Linked DNA regions of Homo sapiens: region 2 is linked to region 1. A link is a loop called in an ENCODE intact Hi-C map of the cell type or tissue named here. Cell type or tissue: Calu3. All regions are shown on one strand.

Region 1 (8,000 bases):
CACACACACACACACACACATATGCACACACTTATGTATATGTTTGAATTTTGAACTACAAATGTATTATCCATTTAAAAACTTAAAAACACTCTTGTTTGTAAGGAGCAGACATTTTCATTTTTAGGAAACACAATTTGTATCTCCTTAAACAGAGTATGGCAGATCAAATTTTCCAAAGATAACTATATCAATATATCACATCCCACATGCTCTTCTTACAAGGTGACACTGACACTCCCCTTGAATCTGGGAGCAGACATTTTCATTTTTAGGAAACACAATTTGTATCTCCTTAAACAGAGTATGGCAGATCAAATTTTCCAAAGATAACTATATCAATATATCACATCCCACATGTTCTTCTTACAAGGTGACACTGACACTCCCCTTAAATCTGGCTAGGCTTGGGACCGTGTGGAAGTGACTATTTGAATTTCAAGGGTAAAGTCATTACAAGTAACATAGCTGCCCCAACTGTCTTCCTCTCACCTGCCCTCAAACTTCTTGTCCTTGGAACTCAGCTACCATGTTGTGAGGAAGCCATGCAGCCTCACTGAAAGATTTGGGGTAGGTGCTCCTGCACCACCCCAGCTTAGGCCCCAGCCGACAGCTAGCATCAACCACCAGACTTGGGAATGAACCAGCCTTCACACACATAACTTTCAGGCCACTCAGCTGGTGCTGACCAGAGCAGAAATGATCCATCCTTTCCTAGCTCTGCCCAAACTACAGATTTATAAACAAAATAAATGATATGTTGTTTTAAGCCACTATGTTTTATGACGGTTCGTTCTTATACAGTGACAAATAACTAGACCAAAGAAAAAATTTTGGATGTTTTGAGAAGATCCCAGGGATGCCTTGCTGAAATAAAGTAGAGGCAGGGATGCAGCTGGGCCCAGCTAGAATCTTCAGTTTGTCATTTGCAGGACTTGCTCTCCCTCCATCTGTTTCTTTCCAATCCTTCTCCCTTGGCCCCCGGGAGCTCCCCCTGAGAATTGGTGCTATTTTGTGGGAAGGGGAAATTATAAAACGATTAGTCTCCACTTTTAACTTTGAAGGAACTTTTACCAAAATAATAAATTGCTTTTGGTGTAAATTTAAATCTCAAGGAGATTGTCAAGCAAAATGCAGCTTTAATTTTATTTTTTAATCTGAATATTTAGAAATTAGTGTCAAATAGAATTAGTTGAACAAAATTTTTATAACAGTATCATATCAGATTATTCCTATAAAAGTCATCAAGTTCCATTAATTATGACACTACCAAGGACATTAATAGTAAACTGAAAGAAAAATTGTGAAGGGCAAATTCGTCCAGTGGCTTTATGTTTGAACTGATTTTGTGGAGAAGCAATATGCTGTAAGTGTTAGGAGCCTGGACTTTGGAGCCAGACTGTTAAATGTGGCTCCACCACTGGTATCTTCATGATGTTGAGCAAATTATAGTTCTGTGCCTCAATTTCCTCGTCTGAACATTGGCTCTAATAACAGTTCCTGTCATATAGGGTTATTGTGAGTTTTAATAAATTACATTCAAAACACTAATATTAGTGTCTGGCACACAAGAAGTCTTCAGAGAACAATGACTGTTATTTTTGTATACCAAACACCAGATCTGATATCCTGTGAGATTTATTCTAAATTTAGCTTTTGCCCCTAGAATTTATAGCCAAGGTAAATTCAGACATTGCAAGCAAGTCCGCCAAAAGCTATATGCTAATGGAGAACTCCTTTCTATTGCTAACACTTTGGTTCCTGTTTCTGTCCATATTTGAAAGAGACAGAAATGTTATGTAAATTGTAGATGCACTCAGCATCACTTCCAACCTCCTGCAAGTGTGCCTAGAATCCTGCAAAGGCTGGTGAACTAAATAAAACCTAGCTTGCTCAAACTCCCATGAAGCTAGTGTTCTGAATACACAGTTGGTTTTCCAATCAGATGCATTTATACAGAGTATTTAAGGTAGATGTGTGGTGGGGCCATTTTCCTGTTGTTTTGACTCTTCCTACTGGCAAACATGATTGTCAGGACTTTGAGTTTTTCTAGAGCAGAAGCCCAGTTCACTAATTTTTTGTGTGTTGAAGAGGCAGCTGTGATGGGGTGTGAAGGCAGTGGCTGCAGCTCCCTGATCCCTGGATCATAAGCATTAATAGTCGTTTTGATGTCAACCAACCAAAAATGTATCTCCTGAAATCCTACACGTGTGAATATGTCAAAGGTAGCAGCTTCCTTGGCAGACCTGTTCTCTGATGGTGACTGGGAATCATTTCTGGACTCCACGCATCCAGCCCCTCCAGCAATTGCCTAAGCACCCAATTCCCTGAATTCCATCCTTTCAGCTCTTTTTAATTTTTTTTTGTACCCAAATTCTGTCTGATTCAAACAGGGAGTCACAAAAGTTGTCTTCCTCATGGCAGTCCTTTGTCAAGTGACTCGTTTTTCCAATTTATTCAGTGTGAACTTCCAGAGCTTCTCTTTATATAGTGCAGTAGAATAAGAATGGAAGGAGCAAGCTGAGGTGTTAGAATGCTGATAAAGAATGTTTCCTTAAAAGCAATAGCAAACAGGGCTTATCATGTCTGTAAGGGGGAAAGCCACTCTTTTGCTGTAGCATTGTTATGGGGGTGCAATGGAGTCATCTGGTAAGAGCACCCAGACTAGCCCTCAGTATGGTCACTCCTTAAAAATATCAGTAGATTTTATGAGTTACTGTTTGATATTTCTGCTTGATCAAAGAGATTCAGATCCGGTTTAATGTCCTCTGCTATGCACCTTGAAAAACTGACTTTTTAGTGCCTCTCATCCATCATCAGCAGTAGCACTGGGCTTCTCCAAAGCTGTTCAACAACCATGTTTTTTCTTGCCACCTTCCTCCACAGAGCCTAGAAGGCCATACACTCACTGCCCTCAGTTCTTTTGCCTTGGTCATATGATCCAGTTTTAGAGGAATTCTGCTTGAGGTAACTTCTGGAAAAAGTTTTGTTTTCCTTATAAAGGAATAGATGTGGTTAGTGGAGTTTCTCTCCTTCCATTCCTCCTACCTTGAAAATAAATATGATATCTGGAGCTCTAGAAGCCATTTTGATAACATGAGATAACATGCCCATTCACTAAAGAAAGCAGAGGGAAGCGAAGCCGGGCGCGGTGCCTCACGCCTGTAATCCCAGCACTTTGGGAGGCCCAGGTGGGCGGATCACGAGGTCGGGAGATTGAGACCATCCTGTTTAACACGGTGAAACCCCGTCTCTATTAAAAATATAAAAAATTAGCTGGGCATGGTGGCGGGCGCCTGTAGTCCCAGCTACTTGGGGGAGGCTGAGGCAGGAGAATGGCGTGAACCCGGGAGGTGGAGCTTGCAGTAAGCCGAGATCACACCACTGCACTCCAGCCTGGGCAACAGAGCGAGACTCCATCTCAAAAAAAAAAAAAAAAAAAAAAAAAAGGAGAGGGAAGAGATAGGAGACTGGATCTTTGATGACACCCCTGAGACTCTGCCCCGGACTCTTCTTTAAGTGAGAATAATAAACCCCTGTTTGTTTAAGCAAGTGTTTGTAAGGTATTCTATTTCTTGCAGCCTCATTCCCACAAAATATGTTATTTATATCTCCCAGAATTTTTGTAGGAACCCAACAAGATAACTGGCATGAAAGTACTTTGAATACTATAAAAAGAGAACTCGTTTTAAAGTTCTGTTTTAAAAGGAATCAGATGTTTTTCTTAGTCGTTCAAGCTTAAGGTAGAGGAAGTTTCAATGAAATGATAAATGGTTGAAATAAATATGCCACATATTCCTTTCAACAACTCAGATGAAGGCTTGCTTCTTTCTTAAATTATTAATAACCCCATTTAGTACTTTCAAAGTGCCTTGCCATCATTTGATACTTAATCCTCAGAATTTCCCTAGAAGAATGTAAAATCTCATTTTACAAGGGAAGAAGTGAAAACAAGGTTTTTCAAAAACTCTCTTTGAGACACCATATGCCTGTGGCAGACTCAGAACTAAAAATCAAAGAATTGAACAGTCCAGTGTGTAATTGGCTTTCTCATGTAAATTTGATATGCAGGGCATGACACAGCCCACAGAAGCTCTAAGAATTTTTTTAAAATTTTACCTTACATGTATATTCAAAATAAAGTCAAGCTAACCATATAGGATTCCTTATGTGAACAAAATGCCTTTATGCCCAACATTAGAAGTGGACAAGGAAAGAATATATTCTATCATTAGTGAACTTGTCTATTTGTACACCAAGAATCTCACCCAATCCTGGCATAAAATAAATCATGTCAGATTAACTCTTATTTTACGGATGTATCTGGTAATAAGCAGTAAAAGAGTAGGTCTGAAACAGAAGCAAAAGTAAAGAGAAATACCAGGCCAGGCACGATAGCTCATGCCTGTAATCCCAGCACTTTGGGAGGCCGAGGCAGGAGGATCGCGAGGTCGGGAGTTCAAGACCAGCCTGGCCAACATGGTGAAACCCCATCTCTACTAAAAATACAAAAATTAGCCAGGCATGCTTGGGCATTTCTGTAATCCCAGCTACTTGGGAGGCTGAGGAAGAAGAATCACTTGAACTCGGGAGGTGGAGATTGCAGTGAGCCGAGATCGCGTCACTGCACTCCACACTGGGAGACAGAGCGAGACTGCATCTCAAAAAAAAAAAAGGAGAGAATGAGAAAGAGGGAAATATCTACCTACCTAAACAGGAAGTAGGTTCATGATCACTCTTTAAAAAGGAAGCAAAGATTTATTTATAACCAAAACTTTATTTAGAAGTGTGGTGCTCAGAATCTTCCTTCACCTTCAACCCAGGAAAATGTTCTCTCAATTTTGATCATGTACTTGATGAAACAGAAATTTGGCCTTTAATTAATGATGTTATTTTTTAAAAATTTATACATTTCCAAGCCTTTTATCTAAATTCTGAATAAGATTTACATGATATGAAATCAATGAGAGAAAAAAGAAAAAGCAGCTGAAACAGAAATACAAAAATCTCTTAATTAGACTATATTATTACTATTTTTATTTTCAAATCCAGAAAAGGCCAATATAAAGATTTCCTATGCCAGCTCTACTACTTCCTACCCATGGTTCCTTAACCAATTACCTCCTCTCTCTACGTCTAGTTTCCTTATGTAGTAAATGGGCACGATAATAATGCCCACTAAATTGGGTGGTTGGGCAAATTGAATGGAGTGCAACACCAACAATGTTAGTCATTATTATGGTCTGAAAAAGCCGTAAAACACTGGACACAACTAAGAGATGGCACATGAGGTAAATACTATAAAAGCCGTCTGAACATCTAACCTGATTGGAGTGGCAGTAAAGGGGATTTGACTTTCAGGATAGTACTGCTCCACCAGCTTCTGCTGGGATTTAAATGATTATTGCTTAGCTCTTTTCTCTTGACTTGTTAGCAAGTGCCTGGCGGGCCTATTTCAAGTACATTTTGTAAAATACTACGGGAAGACCCTTAAGAAATAACCAAGAGCATGCTTGGGTCTGGTCTGATATTAAGGGCAACAATGGTCACTGGATATTAAAGGGGGCACAACTGAATTTGAGAGCTAAAGAGGGTGGTGCTTAGCAAAAAACAAGGGTGTTCCTGAACAGAAATCCACCGTAAAGGGGGAAGAAATTTTTGAGAAATTCTTATTTGTCACAAGGAGCAGACAGCTGCCCTGAAATGTGCTTTCCAGAAAACTGGAAAAGTAGAATTCTGACCTGCCCTCTGGATTTCTAGCTGGAGCCGATAAGTATATGGGAACAGTGCACACCTTGGGAGAATGAGAATTTTGTGAGATGTTTAAACCTCTGTCACCTGGGGATTTAAAGGTTGTTGTATACACCTATTTTATTTATTATCTCTTCTGCTCTGTTGTTATACTGGTAAGAACAAGAGAGTGAAGGTTACAATTGCAACGGGGTTTACAATCTTGCCTGTTCCATATAGCAGATATTCCATGAGGGCTGTGGGGGTGAGGCAGGCGGAAAATGAGGCCAGAGAAACCGAGAACTTGAAACTAGCAGAGTCAAACTGGGCAAACTCCTGAAGAAACATGCACAGAACATAAATGTCAGACCAATCCTGGCTTCTAAATATTGTATTGCCAGGAGTAGCCAGTGAAAGTTTGGGTCTTTCACCCTTAGGGTGCCAAGCGTCCTCCATGTCCCAAGACCTCCTTAATGTGTGCATTTGCCTTCCAGGTGGCTCAACTGCAGATCCACTCAGCCTCTGTTGACTGAAACTGAGTTGAAAGAGGAAATAAGTTGAAAGAAGGGTGAAGAAGAGAAAGCATCATGGAAAAGAAAAGGATCTGATGGAGTGTACAGAGGAGTGAGAAAAAAAATCTAGGGGAAGGGAAGCAGAAAATAAAATCAGGAAGAAAATAAGATAAAATACAGGGAAGAAAGATGAGAATGGGATAAGCACAGGATTCGAAAGACTTCAGTAGGGACCTGGGATCAGATTGCTGTGCTAGAACTGGATACAGGAAGGAAGAAAGAAATGTATCTTAGAGGAGCTTCTGAGAATAAAAGAGATAGGAGAAAAGAAAAGATAGAGGATTAAAAATGCTATTTGTTATTCTAAATGTCTGGATAATAATCATCTTTGTGTCTTTGCATCAAAGCTTTTAGTGGCACTGTGGGCAGAACCACAATCAATATTATTTCAAAACAGTGATGCCCTTTGAGGAGGATATGAAGGGGAGGGAGAAATCGGATAAACTATGAAGGAGGAGAGAAGAGGCCAGTCTTGTTGGATACTGCAGAGACAGGTTGATGCTGAACCCTTGGGAATAGAAGTGATGCAATGCCTGTAAGAGTGAGCAGGATGTTTACTGTCTTTCTGCATGGAAAAAAAAAAAAAAAAGGAAAGGAAAAGAAAGAAAACAGAAAAAATATGGCACTGGCTACACACAACTCTTTCTTAAAGAAGAATACACTGGAATCTGATTAATTGATCACTGAGTTAATTAATTGTCATCTTGAGATTTTGGTATGTATAGTAGTTATTTGCATGTGACATTATGTACCAGTTATTTTACTATTGTTAAAAAAAAATTGGGAATCCATTAGGCTGAGACAACTTCAGTGCCTTGGGTTCCTACATAAACAACCTGAAAGGAACTCAATGTAAACAATAAAATGAAACTTAAGCTTAACCAATCAGAAACTGCCAACTAACCTCTAACTAGGGACTTTGCACATTAACCAAACATTTTCATTGTCTTCCTTATGGGAACACCTTATAAAAGCTTTCACCTTGGCTGGGCGTGGTGGCTCACGCCTGTAATCCCAGCACTTTGGGAGGCCGAGATGGGCGGATCATGAGGTCAGAAGATCGACGCCATCCTGGCTAACATGGTGAAATACCATCTCTACTAAAAATACAAAAAATTAGCCAGGCATGATGGCATGTGCCTGTAATCCCAGCTACTCTGGAGGCTGAGACAGGAGAATCACTTGAACCCAGGAGGCAGAAGTTGCAGCGAGCCAAGATCGCAAAACTGCTCTCCAACCTGGGTGACAGAGTGAGACTCCATCTCAAAAAAAAAAAAAAAAAGAAAAAAGGAAAAAAGCTTTCACCTTAAGCCACTTTGGTGGAGCCTAAACCGCTCTGTTTGGTGCTGCCCAATTGATGATTTCCCATCAGCTCAAATAAATTATTTAAGTTTAATGTACTAAAGTTTATCTTTTAACACTATTTATTTTTAAACCAGCCTTTAGTACTTTTTTGTTTGTGTATTGGCTCCATTTACTTTATGACATGAGTTATTTATTGCTGTATCGATTGAGACATCTATCTAGTCATCTCTTAGGCAAGCAGTCCTCAAACTTTAATGAGCATCAGGATCATCCAGAGGACTTGTTAAACACAGATTTCTAGTCTCTACACCACTAGAGCTTCTGATACAGTGGGTCTGGGGTGAAAGAATCTGCATTTTAACAGGTTTCCAGGTGAGGCTGATGTTGCCGATC
Region 2 (8,000 bases), 70 kb after region 1:
TTGGTCTAAGAACCATTTGCCTTATGTGGAAAGAGATTGACAGGTGGGAGTTTCAGTGGGGGAGTAGGTGGAAGTGACCGATGAGAAGGAGAAAAACTGGCCGTGAGGGACAGAAGTTGGAACACTAGCTGCTTCTTTAGCTACCTTATCAGCATAAGCGTTGCCGAGGGCAATGGGATCTGATGCCTTTTGATGGCCTTTGCAGTGAATGACTCCAGCTTCTTTTGGAAGTAAAGCGGCCTTGAGAAGAGTTTTTATTAAAAAGACATTAATGATGGAGGACTCTTGTGTAGTGAGGAAACCTCTTTCAGCCTATATAACAGCATGGTGGTGCAGGATGTGGAAGGCATATTTAGAGTCAGCATAAATATTGACATGTAATCCCTTTGCAAGAGTGAGGGCCCGAGTTAAGGCAATGAGTTCGGCTTGTTGAGAGGTAGTGGAGTAGGGCAGAGCGGTAGCCTCAATGATAGATGTGGAAGATATATAGCATAGCCTGCCTTTGCTGGTGAGTGGCGATTAGGCCTGATGGAGCTGCCATCAGTAAACCAAATGTGATCAGGGTGAGGAACAGGAAAGAAGGAAACATGGGGAAATGGGGTGTATGTCAGGTGGATCAGAGAGATACAGTCATGGGGGTCAGGTGTGGTATCCGGAATAATGTGGGAGGCTGGATTGAAGTCTGGGCCAGGAACAATGGTAATGGTGGGAGTCTCAACAAAGAGTGAGTATAACTGAAGGAGCTGGGGAGCAGAAAGTATATGCATCAAGTGTGAGGAAGAAAATAGATTTTGGAAGTTACGAGAGCTGTAGACAGTGAGTTGAGCATAGTGTGTGATTTTAAGGGCCTCTAAAAGTATTAGGGCAGTGGCAGCCGCTGCATGGAGACATCATGGCCAGTCTAAAACAGTAAGGTCAAGTTGTTTGGACAAAAGGTCTACAGGGCGCGGTCCCGGTACTTGTGTAAGAATTCCAACTGCACAGCCCTGCACTTCAGCTGTGTGTAACCAAAAGGGTTGGGATGAGTCAGGGAGAGCTAGTGTGGGAGCAGTCTCTAAATCTGTCTTCAAGGAATGGAAAGAGGAGTGGGGAAAGGATTTAGGATCTATGGGGTCAGCTAGGTTTCCTTTTGTGAATTTACATAATGGGTTTGTTAGGATGGCAAAACCAGGTATCCAAAGGTGAAAGTATCCAACCATGCCTAGGAAGGAAAGGAGTTGTTGTTTTGTAGAAGGTGTTGGGGTTTGAGAGATCAGTTTGGACACAATCGGCAGGGAGAGCATGTGTGTTTTTATGAAGAATTATGCCAAGACAGGTAACGGATGGAGAAGAAATTTGAGCTTTGGAGGGGAATACCCGATATCCTTTGGAGAATAAATGTTGAAGGAGCAGGAGGGTGTCTTGTTAGGAAGACTCAAAGGAGGGACTACAAAGTAGAAGGTCATCAATATATTGAATAAGGTGAGAAGTGGAGGGGTGGAAAGAAAGTAAATCATGAGAAAGAGCTTGGCTGAAGTAATGAGGGCTGTCCCTGAAGCCTTGCGGCAGCACAGCCCAGGTAAACTGCTGGGACTGATGGGTGTCAGGGTCAGTCCAGGTAAAAGCAAAGAGAGACTGGGATAAGTGGTGCAGGGGAATAGTGAAAAAAGCATCTTTAAGATCAAAAACGGAACAGTGAGTTGTGGAGGAAGGTATTGAGGACAAAAGAGTATATGGGTTTGGCACCACGGGGTGGATAAGTAAAATAATTTGGTTCATAAGGCGCAGATCCTGAACTAACTTGTAAGACTTGTCTGGTTTTGGGACAGGTAAAATGGGGGAATTGTAAGGAGAATTTGTAGGCTTTAAAAGGCCATGCTGTAACAGGCAAGTGATAACAGGCTTTACTCCTTTTAAAGCGTGCTGTAGGATGGGATATTGGCATTGAGCAGGGTAAGGGTGATTAGGTTTTAATGGGATGATAAGGGGTGCATGATTGGTCACCAAGGAGGGAGCAGAGGTGTCCCATACCTGTGGATTAAGGTAGGAAGATACAAGGGGAAGATGCGAAGGAGACTTTGAACTGGGGAAAAGGCAGCAATGAGGTATGGCTGTAGCCCAGGAATAGTCAGGGAAGCAGATAATTTAGTTAAAATGTCTCGACTTAATAAGGGAGCTGGGCAGGTGGGGATAACTAAAAAGGAGTGCTTAAAAGAGTATTGTCTAAGTTGGCACCAGAGTTGGGAGTTTTAAGAGGTTTAGAAGCCTGGCCATCAATACCCACAACAGTTATGGAGGCAAAGGAAACAGGCCCTTGAAAAGAAGATAATGTGGAGTGGGTAGCCTCTGTATTGATTAAAAATGGTACAGACTTACCCTCCACTGTGAGAGTTACCTGAAGCTCGGTGTTCGTGATGGTCTAGGGGGCTTCCGAGGTGATCAGGCAGCATCGGTCTTCAGCCGCTAAGCTGAGAAGATCTGGGAAGGAGTCAGTCAGAGAGCCTTGGGCCAGAGTTCCAGCGGCTCTGGGAGTGGCTGCCAGGTGAGTTGAACAGTCCGATTTTCAGTGGGGTCCCACACAGATGGGACATGGCTTAGGAGGAATCCTGGTCTGCGGGCATTCCTTGGCCCAGTGGCCAGATTTCCGGCACTTGTAGCAAGCTCCTGGATGAGGAGGTTCTGGAAGAACCCCTGGCAGCTGGGGTTCAGGAATTTGGAGTTCTTGTGTGCTGGAAATGTGGCTGGGGTTTGTCTCACAGTGGGGGCAAGGAATTGCAACTCAGAAATACATTGCTACTTGGCTGCCTCTACTCTATTATTGTACACCTTGAAGGCGTGGTTAATTAAGTCCTGTTGTGGGGTGTGAGAGCTGGAATTTAATTTTCGAAGCTTTACTTAATGTTGGGAGAGGATTGGGTAATAAAATGCATATTGAGAATAAGATGGCCTTCTGGCCCCTATGGGTCTAGGGCAGTAAAGCATCTAAGGGTTGTTGCCAAATGGGCCATGGACTGGGCTGGGTTTTTATACTTGATGAAAAAGAGCCCAAATGCTAACTGATTTGGGAGAGGTCGGATAAAGAAAAAGGAGCATTAACCTTGACTATGCCTTTAGCTCCAGCCACCTTTTTAAGAGGAAATTGCTGGGCAGGTGGGGGAGGACTAGTCGTGGAACAGAACCGTAAGCCAGACCAGGTGTGAGGAGGGGAGGTGATAAAAGGATTATAGGGTGGAGGAGCAGAGGCTGAGGAAGAATTGAGACCTGGCTCAGCCTGGCAAGGAGCAGCCTGGGGAGGAGGGGAGAGGTCAGTTGGGTCTGTAGAAAAGGAAAATTGGAAAGACTGAGCAACACTTGGGGTTGGAACTGAGGGGACAGGCGGGAGGGAAAGAAGCAAGATTTGGGACAAGTTGCATGGGAACAGAGACTAGGGAGGGACCGATGTGTAAAAGAGTGCCTGGATGTCATGCACCTCAGACCATTTGCCCATTTTACGACAAGAATTATCTAGATCTTGTAGGATGGAAAAATTGAAAGTGCCGTTTTCTGGCTGTTTGGAACCACTGTCGAGTTTCTACTGGGGTCAAGTGGTGTTGCAGAAGAAAATAAAATGCTTAGATTTTAGGTCAGGTGAGAGTTGAAGAGGTTTTAAGTTCTTGAGAACACAGGCTAAGGGAGAAGAAGGAGGAATGGAGGGTGGAAGCTTGCCTATAGTGAAGGAGGCAAATTTAAAGAGAAGGGTAGAGACATGGAGAAGGGTGTGGGGAGCAGCTCTGGGCAGCCAAAGCAGGCGTCCCCGCAATTGACTTGCCACCAAGGGAATGTGGGTGAATGACCAAGGCAGGTGTCCCTGTGGTGATCACACACCAATGGAATGTGGGTGAATAATCAGGCAGGCATCCCCACAGTGATTAAACACCAAGGGAAGACTGTCTTCCCGAGTCTGTGACTGGCGCCGGAGTTTTGGGGTCCACGGATAAAATGTGTCTCCTTTGTCTCTACCAGAAAAGGAAAGGAACTGAAATTAAGAGAAGGGAGAGATTGAAGTGTGGCGCCAAGATTGAAAGGAGAAAGAGGTTGAGGGATAGGGAGAGAGGCTGGAGAAGAGAGTAAAGAGAGTCCGCTTACCGGATTTAAAATTGGTGAGATGTTCCTTGGGCTGGTTAGTCTGAGGACCAGAGGTCGTAGGTGGATCTTTCTCACGGAGCAAAGAGCAGGAGGACAGGGGTTGATCTCCCAAGGGTGGTCCCCTGATCCGAGTCATGGCACCAAATTTCACATGCATCTGTGTGAAGAGACCACCAAACAGGCTTTGTGTGAGCAATAAAGCTTTTTAATCACCTGGGTGCAGGTGGGCTGAGTCCCAAAAGAGAGTCAGTGAAGGGAGATATGGGTGGGGACATTTTATAGGATTTGGGTAGGTAGTGGAAAATTACAGTCAAAGGGGGTTGTTCTCTGGTGGGCAGGGGCGGGGGACACAAGGTGCTCAGTGGGGGAGCTTTTGAGCCAGGATGAGCCAGGAGAAGGAATTTCACAAGGTAATGTCATCAGTTAAGGCAGGAACAGGCCATTTTCACTTCTTTTGTGGTGGAATGTCATCAGTTAAGGCAGGAACAGGCCATTTTCACTTCTTTTGTGGTGGAATGTCATCAGTTAAGGCAGGAACCGGCCATTTTCACTTCTTTGGTGATTCTTCACTTGCTTTGGGCCATCTGGTCCATGCAGGTCACAGGGGATATGATGGCTTAGCTTGGGCTCAGAGGCCTGACAATTTCACTGCACTTCATACCAAGTCATACTTGCTTTATGGCCAAGTTTATTTTGACATTTAAGTAAAACCCAATAAACAAATACTAGAAAAATCAATTTTCAAGTTCAAGTGTGTTCTTCCATGGAGTCTGGAAAATGTTTTAAATTTTGGAATGGGACAAAATAGGGAAAGCGAAGAACCAATTTCCAAAAATATTTTATTTGGGGAAAACTTTAAATAAATCCTTGTAAGAAGCCTATATACATATATATTTTATATATATATAAAAAGACATTTTTCTCAGAGAGATTTCACTGAGTTTTTGTTGTTGTTGTTAGCTATAGTGTGGAAGTATGTAGATTTTACCTTTAGAAGCTACAGTTATACTGTATTTATGAATTTCCAAATTTTCATTTTTTCCTACCTTCATCTCTGCCAAGTTAATAGTTAATATGCCTCACAAAGGCTTAGCAAAAGCAATTACAACTGTTTTTTGAAACATGTTTTTTTAATGACCCAAAGGAGCATCATTCTAACTATCCTTTTTTTCCTTTCTGGCAGATGACATTTGATCCAGAAATCTTCTTCAATGTTTTACTGCCACCAATTATATTTCATGCAGGATATAGTCTAAAGAAGGTAAATATATAGTGATCATTTTCTTCTTTTATCATTAAGTAGAGAATTTTACCAGCACTAATGAGAAACTGTTATTTTTATGGGCTTCTCTATTTGGTAAGAGTATCATTATCTTAAATTTGTGATGCAGATTCAAACCTGACATGCTTAGAATTCTAGACTTCTTCTAAACCTGTTCTGTTGAATACAGGCCATTAACCACATGTAACTATTGAGCTCTTGAAATGCGTCTTGTCTGAATCGAGATGTTCTTTAAGTGTAAAATACACACTGGATTTTAAAGATTTTGTATTTATTCAAATAATGTAAATATTTCCATAATGTTTTATATTGATTTCGTGTAGAAATGTTAGTATTTTGGATAGATTGGATTAAACAAAACATTATCAAAACCTATTTCATCTTTTAAAAACATTTTAATGTAGCTGCTAGAAAATTTAAAATTTTTTAAATATGTGGCTTGCATTATATTTCTATTGGACAGCATTATTCTGGATGATTGTAACCAAAGACTTTGGTTATTAATTAACATTGAGTTTATCCTTTAAAGTGAAAACTCAAGACTACTGTTGATGCTCATAGACAGGAAAGTCCAGTTTTACAGTTTCTATGCACTTGTCTAACAGTACTTGAGCACGGCCTGACTATGCACATTTTGTACATTAGTAATTCACATAATGGTTTAAGTACTGGCATCCCCTGAGCCACAGAGTGAGGCTCCAGCCCACGTGGTTTTTGAGATGCAGAGGTGATGTGGCTGCTCTTCTGCTGCTCAGCTCCCACTCTAGGAGATTCCTGGGGCTTTCTTCCTCTTGAGCAGTCATCTTCAGCAGCCAGGCAGCTTGTTCATCACAGACCTGATTTTCTTGTGTGTACTCCAGGCTCCCTCTTGCTGTCAGGTCTGGCTCCTCAGATCCCACTCAAAAAACTGGAATGGGGTTTTCCCTAAGCAAGCAGTTGAAAAAATTTAGAAGGCTGGATTTGTTCAGGTAACCCTTCCTCATTGCCAGTCCCAATACTAAGCATCATTTTGTGGCTGACTCATTAAAATAAAGTGAATTGCTGTAGGTTTGGGGGATTTGTTTTGTTTTGTTTTGGAGACACAGTCTCCCTCTTTTGCCCAGGCTGCAGTACAATGGTACGATTATGGCTCACAGCAGCTTCGACCTCCTGTACTCAAACAATCTTCCTTCAGCCTCCCAAATTGCTGGAATTACAGGCGTGAGCCACCCACCAGGCTGTTGTAGATTTTTAAAGTTTATTTTCATCACATTCAGAAGATATAAAAGAGAAGTCAGACATCCAGTAAAATCAACAGGCAACGTAAATCTCTTAGAATAGTTTTGTTGTTGTTGTTGTTTTAATGCTAAAGGAATTGCATTTACAACAAAACTTCATGAAAACTGTGTCTTCCATTATTGCCCCGATTCTGGCATAGACATTGCCCAGTTCCTTGCTTCCCTCTCAGGTCCAGCCAGTTCTTGGAGTTGTCTCTCTCATCCCTACCTACTCATCTTCCAGTGGGTTTTTTTTTTTTTTTTTTTCTGCTTCTTGACTTTTCCCTCCAGTCCTTTGCAATGATAATCAGTTAAGTCCCTATTAGCACAATAAGGCCAGGAACGAGGCTCCAAAACCAAAATTTGCCTAAACAGTGAGGGGTCTGTGAACTGCATACATTTATTTTTATTTTCTTTTGCACTAAGAAAAAATTCTGATGTACTCTATTAAATATCTTTTTTTCTCCCCAGAGACACTTTTTTCAAAACTTAGGATCTATTTTAACGTATGCCTTCTTGGGAACTGCCATCTCCTGCATCGTCATAGGGTAAGTGACATTCGGAGCTCAAGTTGCAGGTGGCTGTGGGGTCTGTGATCTGTGTGAGGGATCTAACACTTCCAGGATTCTTGCTGGCTGGGAAAATTGTCTTTTTTTTAGTATATCACATATTTGTATGTTTTTTCTGACTTAATTCCACGGCTTCTGACAAATACAAGGCTTCAAATCAAAGCAAACTAGAGGATTGCTGGACTTTCTCTGTGAGTTCTGGACTTCTGACTTAGGGAATGTGGATCACTTGCCTTGAGTTATGTGAAGCGCATTGCATTCTTCTTTTAGTTTGAGTAATGCCGATATGCTCACTGCATTCTTTTTTGTCTTGTATTGAGAGACCTTACCTGTATTTGGCAGGAGTGCAAAAGTAACTATATGCCAAGAGTTTTCTTTCTAAAGGAAAGTTTACAAGACAGCAGTCTGAAACAGATATGTCCAAATATCAACAGAGTTGCTTAATACAGGGATAGCTTTTCAGTTAATACCCTGTAGAATGCAGACTCTTTTTTTCATTGTATTTTCTTGATTATGCTACTGAGCCCTAAGTCACACGTTATATACTCTGGCTTGCAGCTCATCATAAAGTAAAATGTGGTACCAAATGGTGAAGGCAATCCAGCCTCTGATAATCCCGTCCAATACATTAAAGCTCCACTGCAGGAAAAAAAAAAAATGTCCAGGTACTATGACTGTGATGATGCAGATGTCTTCAATTATCTGATACAGTCAACTCTATCCTTGATTTTTACTGTCTACAGCTGTTATAACCCAGCACAAGAAACTGATGCTAAAAATACACACGGT

Evidence for each region. Hi-C counts contacts between places; a loop is a spot of excess contacts. Peaks named below come from ENCODE experiments on the same cell type or tissue, not always from the same donor. Only the 100,000 strongest peaks of a DNase experiment are listed, where the experiment ranks them.
Region 2: a loop joins it to region 1, with 2.5 times the contacts of the local background. A loop is called at or near these places in 1 of 110 quality-filtered maps.

The regions. Positions count from the first base shown.
Region 1 is chr3:143,864,316-143,872,315 of GRCh38, reverse strand. No RefSeq gene overlaps it. Among named protein-coding and RNA genes, the nearest start is that of SLC9A9, 20 kb to the right of the region's middle. In Calu3, no CTCF peak of the experiment used is centred here; no DNase peak of the experiment used is centred here.
Region 2 is chr3:143,794,191-143,802,190 of GRCh38, reverse strand. SLC9A9 (solute carrier family 9 member A9) reads left to right here. Exons shown (of 16, transcript NM_173653.4): 3 at 5,288-5,365; 4 at 7,114-7,190. Among named protein-coding and RNA genes, the nearest start is that of SLC9A9, 50 kb to the left of the region's middle. In Calu3, no CTCF peak of the experiment used is centred here; DNase peaks (open chromatin) are centred at 3,820 and 6,110.